Linked DNA regions of Mus musculus: region 1 is linked to region 2. Evidence: chromatin loops called from intact Hi-C (ENCODE). Cell type or tissue: heart. All regions are shown on one strand.

The links. A loop is a pair of places that touch in the nucleus more often than their neighbours do. Peaks named below come from ENCODE experiments on the same cell type or tissue, not always from the same donor. Only the 100,000 strongest peaks of a DNase experiment are listed, where the experiment ranks them.
Region 1: a loop joins it to region 2, with 2.2 times the contacts of the local background. A loop is called at or near these places in 3 of 42 quality-filtered maps.

Annotation. Positions count from the first base shown.
Region 1 is chr1:77,044,610-77,052,609 of GRCm38, reverse strand. It overlaps the pseudogene Gm2060. Among named protein-coding and RNA genes, the nearest start is that of Mir6352, 450 kb to the left of the region's middle. In heart, no CTCF peak of the experiment used is centred here; a DNase peak (open chromatin) is centred at 3,409; H3K27ac peaks cover 697 bases.
Region 2 is chr1:76,939,066-76,947,065 of GRCm38, reverse strand. No RefSeq gene overlaps it. Among named protein-coding and RNA genes, the nearest start is that of Mir6343, 430 kb to the right of the region's middle. In heart, a CTCF peak has its summit at 4,200; a DNase peak (open chromatin) is centred at 4,235.

The sequences.
Region 1 (8,000 bases), 110 kb before region 2:
TCTTCCAGTTCTTCCTCATCTCTCTACCTACCCAACTTCATCATGTTCTCTGTCTCTCTCTGTCTCTCTCTCTCTCATAAAAGTAGACAGAAAATGACCAAGACAAAACAAAATTATTTCTTTCTCTATCCCTAATACACACACACACACACACACACACACACACACACACACACACACACACACAGAGAGAGAGAGAGAGAGAGAGAGAGAGAGAGAGAGACAGACACACACATACTCCATGGAGTCTGCTTTGTGTTAGTCAATTACTCCTGGTCATTGGGCCTGCCCTAGCGTATGTTTGTTATACCCTTTGATACTCCATTGGAGAACACTGTTTTCTCTTTCCCAGTAGGGATCAATTGCAGTAGCTTCTTGGTTAGGGGTGGGACTTTGTGTCTACTTCTCCTGCTTCAGTGCTGGAATTTTATCTGGTTTAAACCTGTGCAGGTCTAGAGCATCCTGTCACAATCGCTGAGCAAACAAATTGACGGTTTTTCTTTAAACCCTGTACTTCCAATCCAATCTGAGTTTGCAAAATTATACTGATTAAGTAAAAGAGTGAAAGATAGCTTGCTTCTGATTCTGAATCACAAGTTACACAATTGTTACAGGCACGTGTCCCTTTTCTCTCTTAGTTCAAAACTAGTGTTGGAACCAAAGAATGGTAATGTTTCCAAGGGCCAAGAAAGAACTAAGGATTGAAACAGTCAATCATTCTAAATGGAGACTGAAAACAAAATCTTCAAAGGCAAACGTATCAAACAAAAGGGGGTAAGGAAGAAAGACAAAGATTTACATTTTAAAAGATTAAAGTTGTAATCATTTTTGATTGATTAGTTATTGTATTCATCCTTTAATAATAAATAAGAATTAATGGCTCTTGACTATGTAAGAAGTTTGCAAATTCCAGCAACCCTAATGTATCAAATTTTTCTATCCCTGTGTATTCGTAGATTAAGAATCAGTTACAAAGGAAAGCTGCTTTATTCCTTTGCTTTCAGGGAAGCATGGTACCCCAGGGAGTCCATTACAACCTGAAGCCTAAAGTTGACCCAGAGTCATATGCTGTTCCAACATCTTGGAGCCATACCATTCTGAGAGAAAATTCCTCTGCTGGAAAAGGAACCTGCTTTGTCTCCTTTGAGCAGGCCGTGAAGGCAACACTTCATCTCGAAAGAATGTGGAAGAAATGTGTACGCTCAGTGTTTGCACAGCCTAGAGTTTCACAAGGACGTGTAGGTCATAGCTATATTGATATTGTTTTTCTCAGAGTAATACGGGCAGCAAAGTCCACTGGAAAAAAAAAATTCTGTAATAACTGGTTTTGGTTGGACATTACTTCACAGTCCTGTATAACAAAACTACTTTCATTCTAGATGAGAAAATTTTTTATTTATTCAGAATTGCAGAGTGCTACCTAGGGACAGCCCCAGGCAGTCCATGAAGTTGAAGCATTTTGCCTTCAGTATTTTTGACCTTCAGGGCTCCTCTCCAATCTCCTCTATTCCACATCTTCTTTCCTATCCTATTTTTAAACCAAAGGGGAATCTTGAGGACTCTCCTCAAAGTCCTGTACACAATTGACTCCGAAGAAGCTCTTCAACATGTCGTTTGCACCCATGTCTGGAATTGATTAATTATATTTTATCCCTAGCTTTTATTTATTTATTTATTTATTTATTTATTTATTTATTTTTACCTTTAACTTTATCTGCATTTATTTTATGCTGAATTTATCCCCCATGCCATGAGCTTTTGTTTCTTCAGTTTCTTCTGGGATATCTTTTTCTTCTGTGCAACCTCCTCTTCTGGCTTTGTTCCTTCTCAGTGAGGATCATCTCACTGTGGCAGAGGGAGCTCATGTATGGGTTAATCCAGCCATGAGCTCTTGTAGGGTCGTCGGCGCATCTTAGGTGCCTTGTTCACCTGGATGTGTTCAATGACTAGAGAATCTACATCTAAATCATTAAGGTCAGCATTACTCTCTGCATTTTTAAGCATGTGCAGCAAAAACTCAGCACTCTCTTTTGGCCACCGACCCTGTGTCCAGCCCCACTGTTTGGCCTGGGCGCACCTACCGACTCCATTATACCGCCCGAATGGCACACATTGCTTCTTTAAAGTGACCTCCTTCAGATACTTGGTGGCTTTGCAGATATGCATACCCTTGATGGCCTGGGCAGTTTCTCTGGTGTTCTTAAAGTGAACACAAAGGTTTGAACCTCTTGATTTGCATGATTTTGTGGGGTTTTCTGGGTCAAGAGAGTAGCGAACCATCTTGGCAGGTGACCTCTGGCCGCTTACAGGAAGAGTTGTTGTTTTTTTTTTTGTTTTGTTTTGTTTTTTGTTTTTTCAAATGTTTTTTTTTTTGTTGTTGTTGTTGTTTCTCTTTTGTTTATGGCAGTACTAGAAACCAAATTCAAGCTCTGCTGAATGCTAGCCAAGTGCTGTATCACTAATCTGGATTTTTTGGTGTGTTCATTTTCTTAAGTTTAATCCTTCCTAAATATAATAGCCAATAGTTACAGAAAATGCTTCAAGCTATTCTGAACAGAGTGCTTGATAGCTCATGAAAGTCATGCTTTTTCACACTAGCTTAAACTACTAGAGAAAAGAATTATTCTCATTTGGTAGTAGCTCAAGAAATAGCCATGATATTTATCCAGCTCCTGCAATATAGACATCTCTTATTCATTGGTGACAAACTTTTTTTTTTTTTTTAGGTGAGCAAGAACAGAGACTCCCAAGTTCTTAGACTGTAGGTTTATTGCACTTTTATTGCCTTATAATCTATGAATCAGGGACAGTAAATAAATATGTTTGCATCTACCGGTCACTCTCCTGGCTTAAGGTCCTTGTCCACTTCAATCCATGATAACCTTCAGAGAAGGCATAGGAACGTGTGATAGTAACTGAGGGCCTATACTCCTTCTTCCAAGGTTCTTGCTAGAATCATCTGCCAGGACCTGGTTGCCTCTTTTAGAAGACACTCACTATATTTTATTAGAACTGGGAGCTGTGGAGATGGTTGGAACCACTTGCACTTTTCTCATCTAGAACGTGCACCTAATGATAAAACTGACACCCAGAGAATCAGACCCTAGGGACAGAGAGAACACATGTCCACAGAGATCGTGTTGTCTTTGGCTAGGGTTGGTCAGGCTGGAATGACTCACACCTCTGGGCTTTTTTTATAATGGTCTAATCTTATATTAGTGTGAGTTGGGATTTTATCATTTCTGACCGCAGATATACTACTTAGCCAGGGATGTCATCATGGAACCTGTCCATGAAGATACCGAATGAGATGCCAACTGGGAACGCAGAACAGCCACAGTTGCTGCGACCCCAAGGTGACATTGATGGTCCCCTTTGTTGTCTGTGTCTCCTATGACAGATGATGGCATTGTTACAGACACGTGTCCTCTCGCACCCCATCACCAGCTTTCCACTGATAGGTGACTTCTGACTGACAGTAGGAATGGATTCTTAGAGTGGACAGGAAAGTGGAATGTGACACCAAGCTATTTTTTTCCTCTCAGTTATTTCACAGTGCTTGTTGGAGCTGGTTCCTGTTTGCCAAGTGTCATTCAAAAGTCACCCAATTGTTGGTCCATCCTTGCTCAGTTGTTGATGAGAGTGCCATGTGGGCTAGAATCAAAGCCTTGCTGAAATGTGTCTATTTTACATCTGTTCCTGGCTGGGATCTTAATGACATGCACGGCATAATGAGATGTGTGTCTGGTTTGTGTAATGAGATTCTTGATTTGAGTGTCTAATGAAGCCTATAGCCTAATGAAATATATAGCATAATGAGATGCATAGCTTGAATGTATGGCATACATCTGAAGGTCCTTTTAAAAAATATCAGTAAACATGAAGAAGTCCTATCCATCTGGATAAGGTCCATCTACATCACTTGCAATTTCTTAATGCTGTGTCATCTTTGCAATGGATATTTCTCATGTTAGAAACTAAGAGTCAAATGATTGTCCCTTACTATAATGGGTAGTTTGAAGACCTAGCATAGACATTTTTGGCCCTTGAGAAAAAGATGTACCTGTTATCTATCCCCCATCTAATATCCTATTTATTAATATGGTCAGCAATATCAATGTGTTGTCTACGAAAATTTCTAAAGATATGTGCCCTGTAACAGTGAGCATTTATTATCATTCAGATGCTGCTAACCATTGTATGTCACATGGGAAGTCTTTCTCATTTGTCCAGAGCAAGCCCATGTGTATGATGATTCCAAGTCTCCAAATCGGTTGACATTGATGATATTTCCTTCTATCTTTGAAAATCATCTGCCCACAGATGACCTATCTAAAGAAAAATGTTGCTGAAGCAGTTGGATTACCTTCATCTGCCTTCTATCCTCTGGCATGCAGCTTGTGCATTTATCTAAAGGCAGAGTCAGAAGCTCATGAGGACAAGTCACGCTGAGGCAAAGGGCCAGAACACAAGAGGGACAAGTTTTTACACTTATCCTACCTACAGACTGGAAACACCCTCCTCCTATCTCTATACCACCCAGGAAATCCAAGAAAAGAAACGATATTAATGAAAAACCACTTTGCCTGTAAATATAGGTATTTGCTCAAAGGGTAATAATACAAATGACTGAGCATCCTGAAGCTTATACGAAATGCTACATTAAACTCCCGTATCCTATGAGTTGAAAGAGTATTCACCGAGAATGAGCTAGATAAAACAGAACCTTCCTAGGAATACAAAAACAAAACTATTAATGGGTTATCCCTATTTTTCTTTTAACTTTTGGGCCATATTGAATAGGAGACAAGGTAGGGAACCCATCTCAGATTTGCAGTAAAATGTCTTAGAGATTTTTGCTCCTTTCTTTTAAGTGCATTACAGATTGCAATGTGTTCTGCCAAGAACTACTGGTGATTGACCCCAGGCATGAGGTATACATTACATGAACCTGCCCTAAAATTTCTCAAAGCCGAGGGAGAGTTTTAGCAGTGTATATCTCATCTGCAGCAGCCTCCTGGATGAAACCCAGGACACTCTTTGAAAATTTATAGAGACTAGTGTATCCTGCAGTTTAACAGGCCGTCTGAGTTTCTTTCTTTCTTTCTTCTTCTTTTTTTTTTTTTAACATACCCTCGCCAAGGTTTTATCTCCCTCCCATCTCCCAGATTGAATATCCATTATCTCTCAAGCTGCCATTACCCTCAGATGCCTCAGATTTATTTGTCTAGGTATTTTATAGAATAAAGGCTTGATAGGGTCTTCTTTAAATACACATCCTAACCACATTTCAGGAGCCAGCAGTTGGTCCCATCACCCCCTACCCTAAGGCAATGCTTCTCTACTGCACGGGGATCATAAATTTCACCCCCACATGCATTTTACAATTATGGAAAGAAATGAATCAAACAAAATACCCAAAAGTTCAGATTTTTTTTTCAATTTATTTTCCAGCTGTGCTTTCCTATCCATGGGGTGGTTCGATTTAGTGAATGCTCGGGTGAGCCCTTGCAAAGAGGTTTGGTAAAAGTTTATGAGTAGATTGATTAAGTGATTCATTATTTACCTCAGAGTGGGGCACCATTCTGACTCCCCTAATTAGTCCATCTATGCTTTGACTTCAGCAGCTCAGTACTTTAAGAAAGAAATCTTCTATATATACCATGGCGTGTTTAGGCATATTTGTTCTTAAGCCGATCAAATCTAGATTTCTTTCAACTACTTAGATAATGTATTCCATGGTAGTCTAGTAGATCTAATAAAATACTAGACGTGTCTTCTATATAACATGACTATATAGAATGTTATCAAATAGGAGTGATTCTATTTTTTTCATAAAAGACTGTTTCAAGTCTAAAGTGCTCAGGAAAATTTGCCTTTCGGGGTAATAAATTGATAAACATATATAATTGCTACCCAATCTCTACTCTTTGTTCCATGTGTTTTTCTGTGTGAGAACTAGTCCCCCTAGATAGAGAGGATTCTATCTTACCAAAGAGAGGATGTATCCATATTCCATGCAGTGAACACGTGACTTTAATGGGGTTGCAAACAGGAGCATGTGTGACGTAAGAACATATACACCATTGAGAAGTCATACATTCAGCATCTGTGACCCACAGGAAGCTGCACCCCAACCCCAGTGGTGGCATGGATGGCTCACATAAAACCGCACTCCTGAGGAGACCCCTAGGCACCACATAGGCATGCATGCATACCTCCAAAGAGGTCACTTGTGTGTATATCACATGATTCAAGGATGAGAGGTGCTTTGAGAGGATCTTGTGGACACTGGGGGCCTCTTTCCTCCTTCCATAAGGAATGTGAATGGAAGTGATCATCAGGGAGTGATCACAGCTGCTCTGACTAAAGACATCATTGGTCATGTCCAGCCCAGAAAAGACAGCTCTATTACAGAATTGTTTTGTGGTGATGTTTAGGGCCAGTCCATGACCGTTGAAGGGACATGTGCACAGGCCAGTTGGCAGAGCTGTCGAGAGACTGGGCATAAAAATGATGGATGGAGAAGGTAGGGCCCCTAGGAAAGGACCAGAGTCGACAAGTGTAGGAAAGTCTGTGGACTTCATCAATGGGAATATGTGTTAGGTTAGAATTTTCAGAACTGAACCTTCTTCATTTGCAGCAGTCACCTGGAAATACTGGTAGCAATAGAAATTTTTGGCTCCCACCATTCTCATCTAATCAATATCGCTCAAGGAGGATCCAGAAATATACATCTTATCAATCTCAGACATTCAAAGTCTGTGAGATAGTAGCCTGAACATATCTGGTCCAGCCTCTACATAGTGATCCGTGTGCTTATAGGTTCTGGCAGCTGATGAGTGATTACTTACGCAAGGGAATAGTTGAATAAAATATTAGTACCGAGAACAGACCATGCACCCTGTTAGTGACCCTATCCATGTTAAGAATACACAGATGCAAGACAGCAAATCAATTAAGTCAGCCATCAACAGAAAAAAGCTTGATACCAAGCCAAATGCAATTAAAATGGTGCTTGATATTGGTGACTTTATCCCATGTTTAGGTCATGTAGATGGAGGAACATACAGTTGGGGCAGAAGCAAATCTTGACTTTCTTCTATTCCAAAATTAGGTCCAATTTCTATCCTCAAAGATGCCCCATGTGTCCTTCTCCTAAACACTGTGCTAGGTCTCCTAAAACATGTATTATTATGTACTAAGAACTTGAAGTAAATATTTATTTTAAATGTAAATATGTTTTCTATTTGTTAACACTGTGTGTGTTTGTTTGTTTGTGTGTACAAAGTAATAGTTCTTCATTTCGTTCCTTTACCGATGCTCCAGTTTTGATTGTGTTACTGTTCTCTGTGACTCTGGTAGTTTTGGTTTCCAATATCTATAAGGGTGTGCCATACTGAACCAGGTATTTATCTAATCTGGGCACTGTCCATAGAACCCATGTGCCAACAATCCAAGATCACAGCTGGTTTATGGCTATTACATTACACAGGTCAACTCCATGACTTTACATGAAGAAACTCAGGCATGGGGAGATTAAAGCCACTTCCACAATTTCACTCTGTTTTACATTGTTGTTGTTATTATTATTATTATTATTATTATTATTATTATTATTATTATGCCAAACCTACTCTATCAACTCAATTGCTATACATATACATTCTATGGGAATCGTCAGTAGCTGTTGTTTAAAAAGTGTTTTTTTTTTTTTAAAATATAAAAAAATAATAAGAAGAAAAAAATACAAACCCTTGACGTAGCCCACCCAACATAGTTGCAGAAATATGGTAAACACTGCATTTCATCATGGCCATATCTAAGAAAGTCAGATTGCCAATAAAATTTTGGGCACGATAAAATTAATTCTATGGCTTACGTGCAAGCCATGTTATTTCCACACAGAACATGCTCCCTTCAGTCAGTCAGCCAGGAAGAAAATGATAGAGTTTCTAAAGTCAGGCAAAGACCAAGTTGTGATTTAAGGTAAAGCTCAC
Region 2 (8,000 bases):
TTAATCTGGACCGCTGAGAGCTCTTATATACTGAGCCACCAACTAAAGAGCATACATGGGCTGGAATGAGCAACACCCACCTGCACGTATGTAGCAAACATGCAGTTCAGTTGTCATGTGGGTCCTGCAACAACTGGAGGTGGGGGCTGTCCCTAAAGCTGAAGAATGACTGTGGAATCTGTGTCCCCAACAGGGCTGCTTGTCTGGCTTCAGTGGGAGAGGATGTACCTAATCCTGTAGAGACTTAAGACACCAGGGGCAGGGTTGATATCCAGGATGCGGGTATCTAGGGTAGACCTCACCCTCTTAGAGGAGAAGTGGATGGGGGATGGTGGAGGGAACTTGGTGGGGGACCAGGAGGGGAGCAGTGTTTGGCAAACAAAGAAGCAAACAAATAAGAACGACAAACAGCCATTGTGCCCAGGTGACTGGAGAAAAATGCACAATAAGTGTTCTGGACCATCTTGTATTGGAAGAAAAATTGAAGAACTGAGGGTACAATATGAATGCTGGGTTAGAAAACTAACTGTACAGCATCAACGTTACTTTTTGATAATTGTACTTGTGAGAATTGCTTATTCTTAGAAAATATCAAGATATTAAGGGTATGAGAAAATTGCATTTTCTATTTATTCCTAAATAAAGATGTTTATATATCAATACAGACAAGAGAAAGGAAGGGCAAAGATAGTAAAAAAAGATATAATTACTGTGAACAATTGCTAAATAGGGCTAATATATGCATAAAATTCCTTGTACCATTATTGTAAATGTTGTCAGTTGGAACTTATATTAAAATACGCAGGTATTTTAAAGCTCTAAAATATTCAGCATAAAGACATTATTTTAATGAAAAGGCAACTGAGAAATTATATTTCTAAGTTCCAATGTCTGTCTGCAAAGTTGTTGGATCTCTTACCTGCATTAGTAAACAATGAAACTTCAGGCAAGCTGCTTTTAGCAAACATGCTGACATTTATAAACTCAAGAATCTGTATTTGGGAGAAAATCAGGCTCATATATAATTTATTTTATGAGACTTTTTGAAGTATTGATAGTCCTTTGTATTAATCCACTTCTTTGAGCAAACAGTGACATTGTGTAACTTTTGTAAACGTCTCTGTCTTCTTAAGTCTATCTCAAATATTCCCTCTGGAAAATGAATATTGTGCAGGGAGAGTTGTATTATCCTGATGTCTGACCACAGGATGAGATCAAGAGCAGTTGGTTACTACAAAGGGTCTTGTTATTGTCTAAATCTTGAGATGAGCCAGGTCATGAGCCCTCTATATCCATTAAACTCCAGACACATCAAATTGAAGACACTGCAGTTCAAATTAGAAGCTGACACTGTTAAAGAAAAGGGATGAAATTGAGAGACAAATATCAGGGTAAAAACAATGAAAAATTTACTTTTGCATTTGACTAATGGAGACTAAAATAAAAAACTGAAATATTGGACATATTGGCAACATTCATAGTTTACAGAAATAAAAAAATAGTTTGGGGGAGGGGTTAACAGTTCTTTGATACTTCTAAGTTTAGCTAAGTGTATTTCTAGAACAATGTATTCTTTATTTTTCTCTTTCATCATATTTCTGCTTATAAATCTTCACTGAAATTACATAGAATATTAAAAGTGAAGTAACTATGTGATGTTTGCTTTTTAATAATGTTTTTCTCAGAGATCAAGTCATTTAATTTATAAGGATTTAAAAAAAAATTATGCTTTGGTTGTACTCTCCAGGACTTTCCAGAGAATCCCAAATGTGTATACACACAGACACTTATAACCATATTCACCCTGAAAAATTGGCTGCTATAATTACAGGGTGTGACAACTTCTACACACCAGAAGCTGGAGGCACAGGAGGGCAAGAAGTAAATGTTCATGTAGTGGCTGACCAATGTCTCAACACAGACAGATGTCTCTTTTCACTGCCTTTGATTTTCTTGAGGCTCTTTATGGCACAGTTAAGTCCAACACATAGATTTAGTCATCATAGTTTGTTCTCAGTCGAAAGAACATAGTACAGTTGACAACATTCTTTTGGGGCAGAGATGAGCTGTTTCCAATGGGGCTGTGGTACATTCAAATACACAAATGTGTTGGAGAATTGCTGTAGTCATAATGATATGGTTTGAAGGTGAAGTGTCCCTCCTACTCTGCCACAGCTCTTATGCATGAATGTTGTTATGCATGCAGTTGATGGTATTGTTTTGAGACTTGCAGAACCTTTGATAGGAGAAGGCTATTCTAGGAAGAGGGTCACTAAGAATGGGTCCTGAGGTTTATATTTCTTAGTTATGGTTTGAGAAAACCTCTTTCTCCATCTTGATCCTCTGAGATGTGAGGAAGCAGTTGCCCCACATTCCCTTCACTACAGAGACACCCACTGCCAAGGGTAGACTGTACTCCTTCAAACTGTAAGCCACAATAAACTTGTTCTGCCTTAAACTATTTTTTCTCACGTATTTTGTCACAGTGAAGAAAAAGACAAGCTACCATTGAGATATAAACATTATGTCGCTTTTCCAAAACTGCTGTGGCAATTGATACTCAGTGACAGTGTTAGACCACTGCTCACATCCTCATTAGCAGGAGACATTCCTGGTTTAATCTGGCAGGCAAGAGAAAGTTGAGGCAGATAAAAACCTCTTCACAAATTCAACTCCAAACTTGTCTAAAAGAAAACATCTCCCTAAAGCTGAGAGAAAGTTGCTCAAACAGCACAAACGGGAGCAGCCAAGATGCCTAAGAGAAGAGAGAAGGGAATAAATGTAGGCTTTCCATTTGTAGCAAAGTATTTCCCCCCCCCCCCCCAGGAGGATTCTTGGTGTGGGCATCAGGCCAAGAATCCAGGATCTGCTTGGGGAAAAAGGCAGGGAAGAGGCAAATGAGAGACTTCACAGTTCTGTAACACCAGAAAAACAAAAGTGAAGACGTAAAGACTCCAGCACAAACCGATATATCTATCAACACATTTTACAGGCTCTGAGGCTCTCTCGAATAAGCAGCAGGGAAGCCGATGAAAACATGTAGACCAGAATTGCCTCAGTTCCAGGCTGTTGTGTGGACTTCCGTTAGAGGGCAGGACCCTTCAAGGACTTGGATCCTTCTGAACAGCACTGGCCTCAATTCCAAGAGTCTGTTCAAAGAACAGAGAAGGACCAGAAACACATAGAGATATCATTTTGCAAAGATTGTGCCAACTATACACAATTGGAAAAAAGTGTACAGTCTACATGGTTTTTCTCCCCAGAAAAGTAAGAACTCAGTCTAAATAGGATGCTCTCGGGGTTAAAGAGATGGTTCAGGAGGTAGAGTATAAATAATAAGACCAAAGATTGAATTCCCCAAACTCATGTAAGTGCTGAGTTAGGTATGGTCAGCTGCCTGTAATTTCAGCCTTGGAAGGGAGACAATTGGAATCTCCTAGGAAAGTAGGTTATCAAGGCTTTCTATATAGGCAAACTCGGGATTTACTTGAAAGACACTGCCTCAAAGAATAAGGTTGAAGAGCCATGAAGGAAGACCTCCTATATCAGCCTAAGCCTCTGTATACGTGTGTACTCATGTACATACATACCCGTTTACACATATGTGAGCATGTGTACATACACTTGCATGAAAACAGAAAATATAATCTCCTATTGATGCCAGTAAAAATCTTTATCTGCTAACTAAAAGATCTTTGTCTTTAGATCTTTGTCTTTTTTTATTGTCTCTGCCCACCCCCCCTTTGCAGAACTCAATGATTTCATTTGATTATTGAGCACCAGTCTTCAAACTGTTAAACTTTGTACTCATCATTTTCCTTCGAGTCATTAATAGAGTGTGGATGACTTCCTCCATGCAGGTGAGATTCATCCCCGGTGCTGGCACACAGTCCACCTTCAGAGAGTTTGCTGCCCCTTTAAATCTTGCTCTCCTTCTATTTTCTCTCTGATTCCTAGAGTGCAGCTTTGCCAAGGACCCAGACAAACTAAAAAGGCTGGAGTGTTTACAAATGACCTCTTTCTCCTTGGCAGCCCTGAATTCCGATTTCTGTTTACTCAGTGTTGTGAGATTGCCAGATCTCACTTCTCTGTTCAGCTGCAGTTTACTGAGCTTCTTAACCTCTGACATTGCTCAATGAAGAATTGGCCCATGCCTAAGGTGCATTACCAGAGAATGCCAGGCTTCCTTCTCTGTGCCTCTTTATTTTAAACGACCTTGGTCTCTTAAGTCCTTGATTCCTCGTTGGCCTGAACCCCAGCTCTTGTCTGCATAGTCTCCTGGTGGTGCCAAGACTGCTGCCTTCCCTGCCCTCTGGCAGACACTTTCTCCCTGGCTTTGCAAACTCTCAATCAGACAAAAACAAACACAAGTCCCAGGAGGAAAGGAAGACAGAGAAGTTGAGTTCCTCATGAGGATGGAGCTATTTCCCAAGGACCTTAACTCTCAAATGTGGTTAACCTGTGCAACATCCCAGTGTTTTCATGGAATTATACTTGTATATGTTTTTTATGTTCAAGCTAATTCTTGGTGCTACTCTTATTCTCATATAAGCATGCTAATCATTGCCCCAAATCATATTTATGATTCACTAACCCTGAGTTGAAAGATATTGTTTCCATTTTACAAGTGAGTTAAAAGATTTAATGAAGATAGACATTTTACAGGGGTCACATGGGTAGCAAAGGGTGGGTAGCAAGTCATGAGTTCTGATTTCAGGTTCAAGCCTCTTTACCACATCATGTGACTCCAGGATCATTTGGCCAGTTGGTGAGAAATGTATAAAAGAACGGGCTACTTTGAATGAATTTTCTAGAATATACTGGCATATGTATCTACTTAAATAGATAAACATATACTTATATGTTACATTGCTAGATTAATGTTTCTTCTGGTTTGGCTCTCACACAAAAGAAAATAACCATTGGAGAAACACATTTCCAAGTGAGTTAGTCTTCATATTAATTTGAACATTAAAAAAAAAAAACCAGCCCATTTTCATGAGAGCCTAAAATTTGGAAATCTATATGTATGTGTACACATATTTTACAAATGGATTATTTCCATTTAATTTTAACAGGCTTTAATATTTGAAATAACATAAGAAGTAACATTGATCATCACTTATCAGATCATGTATATTTGGCTTGCACTAGGCTTTAAGGGGGATATTATATATATTTTTTTCATTTCATGAAGAAAGAAGACAGAGTTTAATGATACATTTTAAAATCCAACCAAGTGTACACACAATATTGTTAAATATAGATCTAAACCATAGAACTGAAGCCTGAGCTCATGTAGTTAAATATCCCATGGCACACTCCCTTCCTGTTCTCTTCTTTCTTGTTCTTTCTCCCCCTATCATCATTAATGGAGAAAGAACATGCTAATGGTTGCTGGCATGGATACAGAAAAGTGAGGGAAGCTTCCAATCTACTTGGTAAGAAAGAAAACTGACATGAGAAATAGTGCACCACAAAGTGTCCTTACGGTTTGAGTGACACAGATAAAAGACACAGGAACCCAGAGGACAGAGAAAGAGCGGTGCCCCTGTTGCTGCTGCTGACTGCATGGTAAAAGACTCTTCATGTATGAATCAAAAGGCAGAACCTAGAACTTGGTTAGCAAGGGACAGAGGGTCCAAGACACAAGGACTGCAGGGACAAGAATGTACATTGAATGTCAAGGCATCAAGAGCACCATTCCTATTTCTCCTATAAAGGTTTAGTATTGCTAGAAACTTCTATTCAGTATTACTTAAAAAAAAAAAAAACCCACAACACAGAATTATTTCTATCATGACCTTTGAATAGAATAACCAAAGAACTCCCTACAATCCCAGTAATGTTCACCTCTCTGGTTTTCATTATTGCTTGTCTAGTGATTTGTTTAAGTCTTCAATAATTCTAATAAATGCCACTTTCCTTCAAATTGAGAAGGCCTTGACATATTCTCAGCAATATCTGCAAAGATAGTTTATACATCCCACCTGCTCATCTGCAGTTTTTGATAGAGTAAATTTTGGTTTAGCTACAGAGAGAAAAAGAAGTCCAAAGAGACCCTTACTGTGCACACAGAGGCTGAATTGCTTCTGACAATGGGCATCTTAGGTACAGCCTCTGTGGCCATCAGCCCGGAGCCCAGCAGCCCACCAGCTCTTGGTCAGTAACTGCAGATTCATTTGCTTTTGTTTCTACTTCTGACCCAAGACCACTGCGGAAAGCCAAACACACTCCCAAATCCAACCACTTGAGATTCTGTTTCTCTGGAAAGGGCTCATCTAACTTCCAGTGTAGATAGTCCCCATTCAGAATTGAATCATGTTTTTTCTCTTTAGGGTTGGTGATCTGAGTGTTATTGTGGCAAAGCACCAAAGTTATAAAGAGGAAAGGTTATTTGGGGTCTTGGTTTTAATGGTCTCAGTCTGTGATAGTTAGGATGAGAATAGCCCCCCAAAGCTCATGTATTTGAATGCTTGGTTAATGGATGCTTAGGAAAGATTAGAAGGAGTGACCTTAGTCGTGCCTGGTGGCACACGCCTTTAATCCCAGCACTTGGGAGGCAGAGGCAGGCGGATTTCTGAATTGGAGGCCAGCCTGGTCTACAAAGTGAGTTCCAGGATAGCCAGGGCTACACAGAGAAACCCTGACTCAAAAAACCAAAAAAAAAAAAAAAAAAAGAAGGAATGACCTTATTGAAGGAAGTTTGTCTACGGGAGTGGGCTTTGAGATTTCAAAAGCCCATGTCATCTCTGTCTCTGCCTTTTGGTCTCTGTCTCTCTGTCTCTGTGTCTGTCTCATCCTTGTGGGTCTGATTTAAAAAGTGGTCCACTACTGTTCCAGTATCATGCCTTCTTGCCTGCTGTCATGCCCTGCCATAGTGGTCAGGGACTCTAACCCTCTGAAACTGCAAGCTTCCAAATTAAATGCTTTCTTTTGTAAGTTACCTTGGTCATGAAGTTCTGCTAGAACATAGAAAATAGAAGAGTAGCTGAGACACAGTCCATGTAACTTGTGTTGTACTGGGCCTGTGGGAGAATAGTACAGCACAAAGAGAATATGTTCACCTCATGACAGAGCAGTTGGCTGATGTCTGGGGTCTCAATATCCTCTTCAGGAACACATAGCCAAGGGCCTAACTGCCTTCAACTAGGCTCCACCTCTTAAAGTCCCATCCTTTCCAATTTCTGCTACAGGCCAAGAGACTAAGCTTTCAGCACACAAGTCCTAAGGGGACAACCAAGATCTAAATAATATGATTTTTAAAAATTGTCACTATATACTTGTTTGCTTCCTGCTAGTCTTAACCTGTCTATTAAACACAAGGGTAGTGGCTTACTCTCTAGCTGCATAACTGCCTGAGTAAATGAGCTACTAGCTCTCCTTAGATATCTCTCTATCCAGGCTAGTGAAGGTCAAACAAAAACATAGATTCTGGTCACTGTTTTCTGTCCTAGGAAGTGTAACTAGAAAGCTTATAACCCACAAGAGTAAGATATCAAACATATAAAAAGCTGGAAGTGGTGAAATGAATAAAATATTACAAGGTAAGTATAAATGGTGTTTACTAAAAATAAGTATTCTTCACACAGGAGATAGTAGTCTTAGGCAGATGGGGATAATCTCTCTAAGGTAAACTGCAAGCTGAGTCTTGAGGTAATGGAGAGCTAGACCATAGGAGAACTGTCCTGTACTCTGGAGCCAACATACACAGTATCCTTCAGCCACCAGGAGATGAAGAATAGAGAAAATGCAGTATACATATGAAGTAAGACACCATTATACTTTGACAATAATGAAATTCTGCAGCAAATAGATGGGGTGGGAGAATATAAACTCTAAAAGATCTCACTTTGCTATGGAAGTTGAAACATTTGATACGGTAAAGGAATGGTGATTATTCGAGCGTGGAAAGGGAAGAGAGGCACTAGGAGGGAAGAAGAGAAACCAAATAACACAAGTCTACAGGAGGACTAAGCTCTAGCGTCTTCAGCTTAAGC